Linked DNA regions of Homo sapiens: region 1 is linked to region 2. A link is an interaction called in ENCODE POLR2A ChIA-PET data of the cell type or tissue named here. Cell type or tissue: PC-9. All regions are shown on one strand. Links, peaks and the distances in the headings refer to the core of each region. The heading gives the core; the rest is flanking DNA. Region 1 overlaps SLC23A1 (solute carrier family 23 member 1). Region 2 has its middle 4.8 kb from the start of CXXC5.

Region 1 (5,370 bases), core at 56-5,055, 270 kb after region 2:
GCCTCAAACTCCTGGGCTTATGTGACCCTCCTGCCTCAGCCTCCCAAATAATTGGGACTACCGGTGCACAGGTGCATGCCACCATGCCCGGCTAATTTTTGAATTTTTTGTAGAGACGGGGTCTTACTTTATTGCCAAGGTTGGTCTTGAACTCCTGGGCTCAAGTGATCCTCCCATCTCAGCCTCTCAAAGTACTGGGATTATAGGTGTGAGCCACCACACCTGTCCTCAATTTTTTTTTTTTGAGATGGAGTCTTGCTCTTGTCACCCAGGCTGGAGCACAATGGCGTGATCTCGGCTCACTGCCACCTCCGCCTCCTGAGCTCAACCGATTCTCTTGCCTCAGCCTCCCAAGTAGCTGGGATTACAGGTGTGCACCACCACACCCAGCTAATTTTTGTATTTTTAGTAGAGACAGGGTTTCACTATGTTGGCCAGGGTAGTCTCAAACTCCTGACCTCAGGTGATCCGCCCACCTTGGCCTCCCAAAGTGCTAGGATTACAGGCGTGAGCCACCACACCTAGCCTCTATTTTTAAATTAAGATGGGGGTCTATGTTGCCCAGGCTGGAGTGCAGTGGTTATTCACAGGTGTGATCATAGCATACTACAGCCTCAAACTCCTGGACTCAAGCAATCCTTCTGTCTCGGCCTCCTGAAGAGCTGAGAGTACAGGTGCATGCTATATACCATCTGGCTAAATCTGGGATTTTTAACAACATCCATCTGACGCAGTCAATGGCCTGTGTCCCATCCACTGCACCATACTGCCTCTGCTGGAGGGTTTCAGGGGACCTGGGCTGCAGGACTGGGGAAGGCTCCATGGAGATGGGAGTTAATGACTGCATCAGTATAGGGACATAAGGGATGGTAGTAGCAAGATGATGGGCCTCCATTTTGTCACTTACCAGCCTGATCACAGCCACAGGTCCTGTCTGCCTCCCTCTCTCTCAAGATCCAAGTGTTCATGTTCACATAACATAGGTGTCAGAGGCTGTCTCTGAACAGCTGGTGGGTTGGGGCTGGGGAGGACAGAGGAGGGCCAGGGTTCCCCGTAGGATTTTAGGCAGAATCAAAGGAAGGTGCTCTTGGTAGCAGCTGTCCCTTCGATGGATGGGTGGCTATTTGAACATGGTACCCCTGCCCATTTAGAGGATGCTAGACTGGGGGCTGGAACAGACCATCCTATGGGCCTGAGACAGTCAAGTGGCAGCCTCAATGCCTAGGGAATATGAGGAGATGGAGAGCATCTGGGTAGGCATCTGTACATGAAGAGGCTTCTTTGTGACTTGGGTGGCTAGTTTAAGCTATCCAGTCATCCTTAACAACAGCTGCAGAACTGCCTGAGTCCCTTATACCCCACATTTCAACCCACCTGAGCATCACAACTGTCCCTGCCAGGAATCATCCTGTGTGTCATGCCACATAAGCTCAGCAGTCTTCAGTATCCACTGAGGAACCTAAAGCTCAGGGGGGTTGTCACTTGCCTAAGGTCACACAACCTGGATTCAAACTAAGGTCTAGCTGGCTCAAAACCCTGTCCTTAACCATGGAATAGCAAAAGCCTTTTCCAGCCCTTAACTTCCTGCTGGGGATGGGCCATTTTGCATTTGTTTTTTTTGTTTGTTTGTTTGTTTTGTTTTTGAGACGGAGTCTCGCTCTGTCGCCCAGGCTGGAGTGCAGTGGCGCAATCTTGGCTGTGCCTCCCAGGTTCACACCATTCTCCTGCCTCAGCCTCCCGAGTAGCTGGGACTACCGGTGCCCGCCACCACGCCTGGCTAATTTTTTGTATTTTTAGTAGACACAGGGTGCTCTTTGTCTTTACCTATCCAGAGCCCAACCTTAGAGGGCAGTCCGTTTAGTTCAGCACATGCTGCTAGAGCTTACCAGCTTGGCCCTGAATCAGACACTGAGGAGGATATGCCAAAAAGTGTAAGTCAGTAACAATTTGTTTAGAGGAGCTCCTGGCACAAGATAGGTGGTAAAACTAGATTTAAGCAAGCAATGAAGTCAAGGAAGCCGGGCTGGAGTTATTGGGAGGGTTTACTGATGAGGGAGAGTAGGTGAGGCCTAGGAAAAAGGAGGGGGCTTGGAGAAGTACAGAAGGCACTGAAGGTTGGGATGTAGTGGGCAGGCTGACTGGTCTGCTAGAGGGAGCTCTGGGCTGGCTGCCATGTGTGTCTTGGCAGTGGTGCGAGGTAATCGGACACCAGAAACATAGTCCTACGCCACACCTATGGCTCATCCCACTCTACTGTGCCCACTGTGTGTGCCCTTTGTACAGCCAAGCCCAATCAAGGTTTCTCTTCCAGACTGTGTGTGCCCTTTGTAGAGCCAAGCCCAAACAGTGTCTCTTCCAGGTAGTCTTCCCTAGGGACTCCACCTTCCCTCAGTGCCCTCTCCTGTGAGATTTTGGAACATAACTTGGTTTGTGCTACTCATGGGTTTGTTCTCAGCCTGGGCTGCCAGCAAGTGGAAATTCCCACTCCTGCTAGATTTATAGTATTTCAGTCTTTGTCGATCCCAGCCCTCTTGTGAAAACCTGAGATCTCATGTGACCCTGCCCCACCTGAGGGAGAATTCCTAGTTGTAAAAATTACTAGCCCGGCTCAGTGGCTCACACCTATAATCCCAGAACTTTGCAAGGCCAAGGCGGGCTGATCACTTGAGGTCAGGAGTTCGACACCAGTGCCTGGCCAACATGGTGAAACCTCATCTCTATTAAAATTACAGTAATTAGCCGGGCGTGGTGGGTCACACCTGTAATCCCAGCTACTCGGGAGGCTGAGGCAGGAGAATCGCTTGCATCTGGGAGGCAGAGGTTGCAGTGAACCGAGATCAACCCACTGTACTCCATCCTGGGCAACAGAGCAAGACTCTGTCTCAAAAACAACAACAACAACAAAAAAAACACAACACAAAAAAACAAATTATTTGGTGTATCCCTACCTCCAAAGATTTTATTTAGCTTGACTTTCTGAAGTTTGTATTATAAAAATGAGTTTTTCACATATGGAATCATAATATGAAATATTAACACTGATTATAGTGTTTCAAAATATGCCTCCCTTACCCCCAGAACGCAATCTGGACTTGATTTGGTCCCCATGGGCCTAACACACATTACCACATACTCACAGATTTAGGTTCACAATTACTTAACTTTTTGTCCCTTTCTTCATCTTAAAATTTTGTATAGGCCGGGCACAGTGGCTCACGCTTATAATCCCAGCACTTTGGGAGGCCAAGCCAGGCAGATCACAAGGTCAGGAGTTCAAGACCAGCCTGACCAACATAGTGACACCCCGTCTCTACTAAAAATACAAAAATTAGCTGGGCATGGTGGTGCATGCCTGTAATCCCAGCTACTAAGGAGACTGAGGCAGGATAATCGCTTAAACCCGGGAGGAGGAGGTGGCAGTGAGCCGAGATCGTGCCAGTGCACTCCAGCCTGGGCAACAGAGCGAGACTGTCTCAAAAAAATAAATAAATAAAATAAAATAAAATAAAAATTTGTACAATGGTGTCTATACATCTCCCAGGGGTATGTTTTCAAGAAACAAGATAATGAAATTAAAGCACTTAGCACAGAGCCTGGCACACTGTAGTTACACAATAAATACTACTATAACTAGTATCCTTTAGTGTTCCTTAGAGCTCTGGCCAAGTTAGGAGCTCAGAAACCATAGATTCAGCCACGTTTTAGGACCAAATGATAGTTAAGGAAGATACTTGATTCCAGAAGTCTGCCTTAGGACTGGGTTATGGGAAGTGGGGGTGGCTGAGGGTTGCTGGCCTTGGTAAATGACCTCACTATCCTCTTCCAGGGAGCCCAGAGGAGCGTGGTCTGATACAGTGGAAAGCTGGGGCTCATGCCAACAGTGACATGTCTTCCAGCCTCAAGAGCTACGATTTCCCCATTGGGATGGGCATAGTAAAAAGAATTACCTTTCTGAAATACATTCCTATCTGCCCAGTCTTCAAAGGATTTTCTTCAAGTTCAAAAGATCAGATTGCAATTCCAGAAGACACTCCAGAAAATACAGAAACTGCATCTGTGTGCACCAAGGTCTGAAAAATGACTTCCAGGAAAGGTAGGATGTGTCTATGGTTTTTGTGGGAGGGTTGAATAATCAAAACATTCTTATGCTTTAACCAAAGAAAAACCAAACTACTCAGTTCTCTTTCTTGTAAACTGTTTGAATGTCCTCAAAGAGAAGGTGAGCTGGGTAAAAAGTCAACATACGGATTTTGGGTGGAATTCCTTTACCATTTCATAGTAACAGCAGAACTTCCCAACTAGTGTGGGCCACTAAGAGGCTACAAGTATGCTGAAATGCAGATCCTCTAGCCTTCCAGACACCTGGGCAGAATCTGGGCCAATTGGAGTCCTTGAGCTAAGAACTCTAGCCACTGGCAGCCTCATTCTTGTACTCCAGTATGCTAAACAAGTATCACTTTGATATGCGACATGGAAAATGTTGAGAAATGCAGCACAAGAACAGGAAAAATCCTCTCATATACACTGCCTTGTCTCAATAACGTCATAAAATTAAAACCCTTTAAAACAGGATGCCTTTATCCTAAAACGATGCCTGTACAAGCCCTGATGAGGTGACACTTTGTCCTTAGGTCTTCAGAACGCATGGGCAGCTGATGCTCGGAAACCTTCCATCACTATCTGTAATGCAGATGCCTGGCTCTCTACTAAACACTGAAGTGGGTTCAATGTGCACGTTCCCTCAGACAGACAAGAAAAGTTCCCAAAAAGAGAGGTTAGCCTAGATGACTCCTTAATAGTAAAAATAACAACACTTAAAACAGGACTTTCTATGTCTTAAGTACTTATATATATTAACTACTCACATAATCCAGAGACAGTTATTACTGCTATTTTAGAGATGTGGAAAGGAAGGTACAGAAAGGTTAAGTGATATGCCCATGATCACAGGATTCACATCCAGGAAGTCTGGCTAGAGTTCCCTTTTCCTTTTTTTTTGAGACAGAGTCTTGCTCTGTCGCCCAGGCTGGAGTGCAGTGGCGCCATCTCGGCTCACTGCAACCTCCACCTCCCGGGTTCAAGCAATTCTCCTGTCTCAGCCTTCTGAGTAGCTGGGATTACAGGCGTCTACCACCATGCCCAGCTTATTTTTGTAGAGATGGAGTTTCACCATGTTGGCCAGGCTGGTCTCAAACTCCTAACCTCAAATGATCCACCTACCTTGACCTCCCAAAGTACTGGGATTACAGGCGTGAGCCACCGCACCCAGCCTAGAGCCCCCTTTTCTTTTTTTAAATTTTTTTCCCAACAAAAGCCACATTCAAGAATCTTTACTCTTAAGGGCGATCACCTGAGGTCAGGAGTTCGAGT
Region 2 (5,370 bases), core at 314-5,313:
GTGGTCCCAGTGGTGATGGCTTCCTCAGGGAAGGGGTGTTGACTTGTCTGGCCCAGTTTAGGGGGTGGATCTTGGAGTTTTCCCTTGCTGGAAATTAACACCTTGGGAGGGAGACCTAGACTGTCACCTATCCAACCCATATGGGAGCCACAGAGGAAAAGGACAGAATTGTCCACACAGAAAGTGTTACAGAAACAGAAAATGTCATGTGCAAGCCATCCACAAAGAACTCTCCACCACAGATGCCAATGAGACAAGCGGGGGACATCCAGGAAGGATGGGGTGAGGATCTCTGCCCTTGGGTGAGACTGTCCCCACCACAGCCCCCTTCCCCAAGAAGAAGGGAAGCTTGGTTCACTATTCTCCCACCTCTGCCTACCTCAAAAAGGAGAATTGAAGTCTCACCTTGCTATTAAACTTTTTGCTGAGTTTTTTGAACCAATCAGCCTTCAAGTCAGGAAGAAGCTCCTTCAGTCTCCAGCACCGCTGGGGGAGATGGCCCCTGCATCACCAGCCTTGTCTTCTAGGGAGGGGTGCGTCCACCCGGGACCCTGGAGTGTGCTCTCCTGGATCCTGCTGATAATACCCATGGCTGGTATTTGTGCAGCCCTTACCCTGAGCAGGGCATTGTGCTAAACAGTTAAGGTACATTATCTTATTTAGCCCTTATAGCAGCCCCTGCAATAATGTCATCCCCATTATTCAGATGAGGAAACTGAAATGAGATTGGCATCAGAGCTGTTCTCAAACCCCTGAGGCCATGTGCTATTCTAGGGAGGCTTTCCACAGCCTCCAGTGAGGCTCATCTGCTTCACATCCTGCAGTGGTTCCTCACAGACTACCCTACTCAGCCTGGCTTCCCTAACTGACTCTCTTCCCTGCCAGGCCCTGCTGACCAATGCCATCTAACACTGGCAGTTCCCTCTGACACCCCAAGACTCCTCTCCAGATTTCCAGAGCTTTGCATGTACCATTCCCTCTGCCAAGATAGGCCTCATCAAGCTCACCTCATGAACTCCTCATGGAAGACCAGGAGCACATATCACCTGGGAACCATCTCAGACTGCCACTTCCAGCCTGAGTTTGGGCCATACCTACAGGGCCACCACTAGCCTTTGTGCAAATCAGAAAAAGGTACCCACTTTTGGCAGATACAGGAAACCATGAAGGAGGTCACAGACTGCCTTTCAGCTTCCTAGCTCCCTTTGCTAGGTGCCTTTTTGCAGTGCATGCACAGGACAGATGTACTCTGTGGCCTGGCTTTGGGTCCTTCATCTGGCTTTGGGACCCCTCCTATGGCCACAGTGACCACAATGCACAGAAATAGCTTTTATTTGCTCATCTCACTACTTGTCCCCTCGCCACCACCTCCCGCCATGAAAATTCTTTGAAGGTAAGGAGGAGTCCCCTACCTGCCTTGGGCCCGAAGCTTGGCCTCCAAAGAGGTACCAGTAATAACAATTGTAGCCAGAATCTTTCTGAGCTCTTGCTTGTCAGGGACCATGCTAATTGCTTTTTGAACATAGGCTTATTAAATCCACAGGCTTGGACACCTGTGTGAGGTTACAAAGTAGCAAAACCAGGATTTCAATCCATGCCTTGTCTGAGGCATTTTCCATGACTGCCATTTATCTGCTAATATCTGTCATTGATTAAACATCCAGTGACTGGAAATGGCCACATGGAGAGGAGTGTGGGAGTTAGGATCTCCAATAAAGATGGCCAATTTGGAACTCAGTCTAAGGTTTACCCTTCTTTGGGCCCCAGTTCTGTCACCTGTATCACAAAGGATGGGAGCAAAGGCATTTGAAACCCTGCCTGCTGGGGCAGGGCACAGGATAGTGTTCAGTGGGGTCATGCTGGACTGTGACCTCAGCCAAAATCCCAGGGCAGGCCTGGGGGTGCAAACACGGGCAGAGGCAGGGAGGAGCCTAACCGCACCAGACTGTGGCCCCGGGCCTTTGGGTCTGGGCCCTCACGCACTGACCACTGGACTTTAGGTCCTCCCCACCCCACCCCCATGACGTCTGAAGGAGCAGAGAGCTGTGAAATGAAAATTCAAAAAGCCAAGTCTCTCAAGTAACCCAGGCTTGCCCATTCCTGAGAAGTCAGTTTGGTGGCCAATGCCTGGCCTTGACCTGTGTAAACAGAGGGGAAGGGATGAGGACAGAAGGAAGACTCCAGTCCCAGAACAAAATGACTCTGGGGACAGAGGCTGAGAGAAAGCAGGAAGCAAGCTATATTTCCCATTGCCCAGGCACAGCTACATACACGCCATAGACAACCAGATACAGCCCTGTTCTCAGTGAGGCACAGGGAACTCAGCCTGTATATGGGATATTGATGGGGAGAGGGACAGTTTGGGGGCTGTTGTGCCCCTGACAATAACCCTTGGCTTCTCTAGACACAATCATGGTTCAACTCTGTCCTATGGGAGTGGGACTGAGTGCTCCCAGAGGCCAAAGCTGTGGCTCCAGCCTCCCTGCCACACTTCAGGAAGAGGGAGGGAGAGCATTGCTGAGAGGTGGGGAGGTAACTGAATGGGGCCTTAGGGGAGGCAGAGGCACAGTGTCCCAATCTGGAGCCCTGCACCTGGAGGAGGGGTGCCCTGGGCAGGAGAAGCCAGCCTGCCCTGAAAGTGCCCTGCCCGACCCAAAGCCTGAAGGCTAGGGTGTGGTGGTGTGGGGGAGGCCTGCTGGAGGAGGCAGGGTGGGGCTCAGCCTCCTCTCTACAAATCTGGTCCTGGAGGGCAGTGCAGGGTCAGAAATGGCCCGCACTGAGACTTCCGAAAATGGCCCAGCCTCTTTCTCTTCAGACCTGGGGCCCCAAGACCCCAGCTACCACCCCCTACTCTGCCCTTCCCTTCAGACTCCAAGGAATGGGGTGCTCAGACAGTGCTTGGGGGTGGGCCCGGGATGAACTGCTCTTTGAACTGGTGAGACTGGTTCTGTGTCTAGCCGCCTGGGCAGTCACGGGTTGCCTGCCAGGCCTGGGAGGAGGGAGGCCTCAAGAAAGGGCCCCTCGTAAATCGTTAACTCCCAGAGCCCAGCCGCCGCTGGGTGCCCTGGGCCCCACCCCCAGTCATGACTCTGGTCCTGAGAATGCCCATCCCAGCCCAGAAGTCAAAGGTTAGAGGTCAGAGCCAGACGTCCCAGCACCTGGGCAAGTCCTTCCCCCAGCTAGCAACAGGGAGGGGAGCAGGAGGGCTTTCTGTGGGGACGCTGCTTCCTTCGAATCCGGAAGCTTTTCATCCTCGTCTGCCATCCAGCCGTCTTGCATCCCTGCCCTTTGCCTCTCAGGAGAGGCAGGCCTCTGGGTGGGCTTCCTGGGGCAACCCCTGGGCAAGTCCCAATCCCACCAGTCCTTTCTCCTCCTGGAGATAATTATGCCAGACCCACTCACTCCACCTCAAAGGCGTCACCAGGACTAGAAGGTGAATGAGATGAGGAAAAGAACTAGATACTGTTCAGAATTGGGACAGGACCCTTTGTAGAGGCACTGTGTTAAGTGATCCCTTCACCAGCATGCTAGGTCATCTGTTTAGCAATCTCATTCCCACTTTGCAAATAAGTAAACTGAGGCTCTGAGAGGGGAATGACTGATTCACCCAGGCTATGGCGGCTGTACAGGAAAGAGCTTGGATTTGGTCCAGTTTTGTGCTATCAAGCTGAGCCTTGAATGGGGTTCAGCCCTCTCCTCAAATTCCTAAGCTACAGGTGTGAGGACACACCCTAAAGGCAGAATGGGCTGGACAACCCCTCTCTCCCACGGAAACACTGTCAGGGGCCCCTGAGATGGGGGCAGATGGGGGAGTGTATGTGGGCAGGAGACGGTCAATGCCCCCCCCACCTCTCCGAGCCCCTCCCCGAGGGCAACCCTCCCCCAGGTCACACCCCGCTAGGTGCCACGACAGAGGAGACTTGGTTGCTGTCCCCCACCCCACCCTCAAGAAAAATTCTCCAGACAGACTAATGAGGAGGATTGATGGTGCTACCACCCTTTTCACTAGGGAGGCATCTCAGAAGCCGAGGAGACGAGAAAAAACAACATCAACTTTTAATCGAGATTGCAGATTCAGAAAAGATTCATAAGTGAAATGATTCCCTAAGGAAATATAAAAAGTTACTTACGGCATTGCTAAATTGGGCATGCTTCAATCAGGGGCTGTTGAGAAATCATTAAGATCTACAAGACGATGTTTTAGATATATGTGAGCTCCGTCAGGAGGGCTGGCTATTGCTCCAGCTAGAGAGAGGGGATCTGGTCCTGAGCTGGCTGGCCTCCTGTGTCACCCACCTCAATCCAGGGGAAGGAGGAGAAAGTGAAGAGAATCCCTACCTGCCAGGCTCCAAAGGCCACTGCCCAGAGACTGCAACTGTGTCCAGAGGCCCAGAGACTACAGCAAGGGAGAGTGCAGCAGTGGGGCTGTGGTTAGATGGAACTGTTTATTGTTGGAAGTAACTTTTTTCCCTTTCAAATGGCCTAATGGGGAATGGTAGGGCTGTAACTATCTACTTCCCTTGAAATACTAAAGAGGGGACACCCCCTTCATATCCCCTGATCCCTTTCCCTGTTCCTTGAGTTGGCCTGAGGAAGTGGGCACCCTACTTGGAGACAGAATTACCAGAATACACTCTTAGACCTATGCCTGAGATCTTTGCTGGAGGGGTGAGGGATGGGGGAGATCACTCTGTTTGGTCACTCCCTCCAGGGAACACTAGGGGAGTGGACCATCCTAGGGAATGTTCTAGGATGATCACTAGCTTTTGAGGACATCTTCCCCTCCCCACTGCAGCCATTTTCTCAGGTGGAAGGCTTACCTGAGGCTCCACCTTCCGCTCTTGCTGCAGCCTGGGAGGGGTTTTTTTTCCTCAGGCCTAGGGACTTTCAGAGTCAGTCTGGGACATCAGTGAAACATGGGAGCGACAGGATCACAATGCATACTGATCTCTCCCTCTGTGCACTCCTGGGGCTCAGGAGAGGGATAAGGCCTTACCCATCTCCATGCTGTCCAGGGCCTGGTCCCAGTTGGTGCTAAATGTTTAGGGAAGGCATCGGGATGTGGCTGGACCAAGTCTGTTCCATGTCGGGGGGAAGGGCACAGGAAAAAGAGAGATGGACCAGGGCCTGCTGTGGGGGCTCTAGTGGCCACACCTGGATTCCTTTCCTTAGATCCATCTGCCTGGGTGAGCCCCCTCCTCCACCGCCAAATCATCTGGGAAGGCAAGAAACCCGAGCCGGATGGTGGTGGCCACACTGCCTTGCGGGTGACCCGAACCCGATCCCGGGCAGGTCCTAGCCAGGCCAAGGCGCTATTTTAAACCCCAGCCCCAAGCTGCCGCCTTAGCCCGCCAGGCCATCTCTGATTAC

The links. ChIA-PET counts read pairs that join two places held together with the same protein. Peaks named below come from ENCODE experiments on the same cell type or tissue, not always from the same donor. Only the 100,000 strongest peaks of a DNase experiment are listed, where the experiment ranks them.
Region 1: POLR2A ChIA-PET joins it to region 2 with 5 read pairs; 3 of 35 experiments call an interaction of 5 or more read pairs at or near these places.

Annotation. Positions count from the first base shown.
Region 1 is chr5:139,370,710-139,376,079 of GRCh38, reverse strand. It overlaps SLC23A1 (solute carrier family 23 member 1), which reads left to right. Exons shown (of 15, transcript NM_005847.5): 14 at 3,827-4,093. The coding sequence ends at 4,074. Among named protein-coding and RNA genes, the nearest start is that of SLC23A1, 9.9 kb to the left of the region's middle. In PC-9, for the core only: CTCF peaks have their summits at 1,854 and 2,137; a DNase peak (open chromatin) is centred at 2,239; H3K27ac peaks cover 2,201 bases.
Region 2 is chr5:139,640,826-139,646,195 of GRCh38, reverse strand. No RefSeq gene overlaps it. Among named protein-coding and RNA genes, the nearest start is that of CXXC5, 4.8 kb to the left of the region's middle. In PC-9, for the core only: no CTCF peak of the experiment used is centred there; DNase peaks (open chromatin) are centred at 2,625 and 2,965; H3K4me3 peaks cover 962 bases; H3K27ac peaks cover 2,005 bases.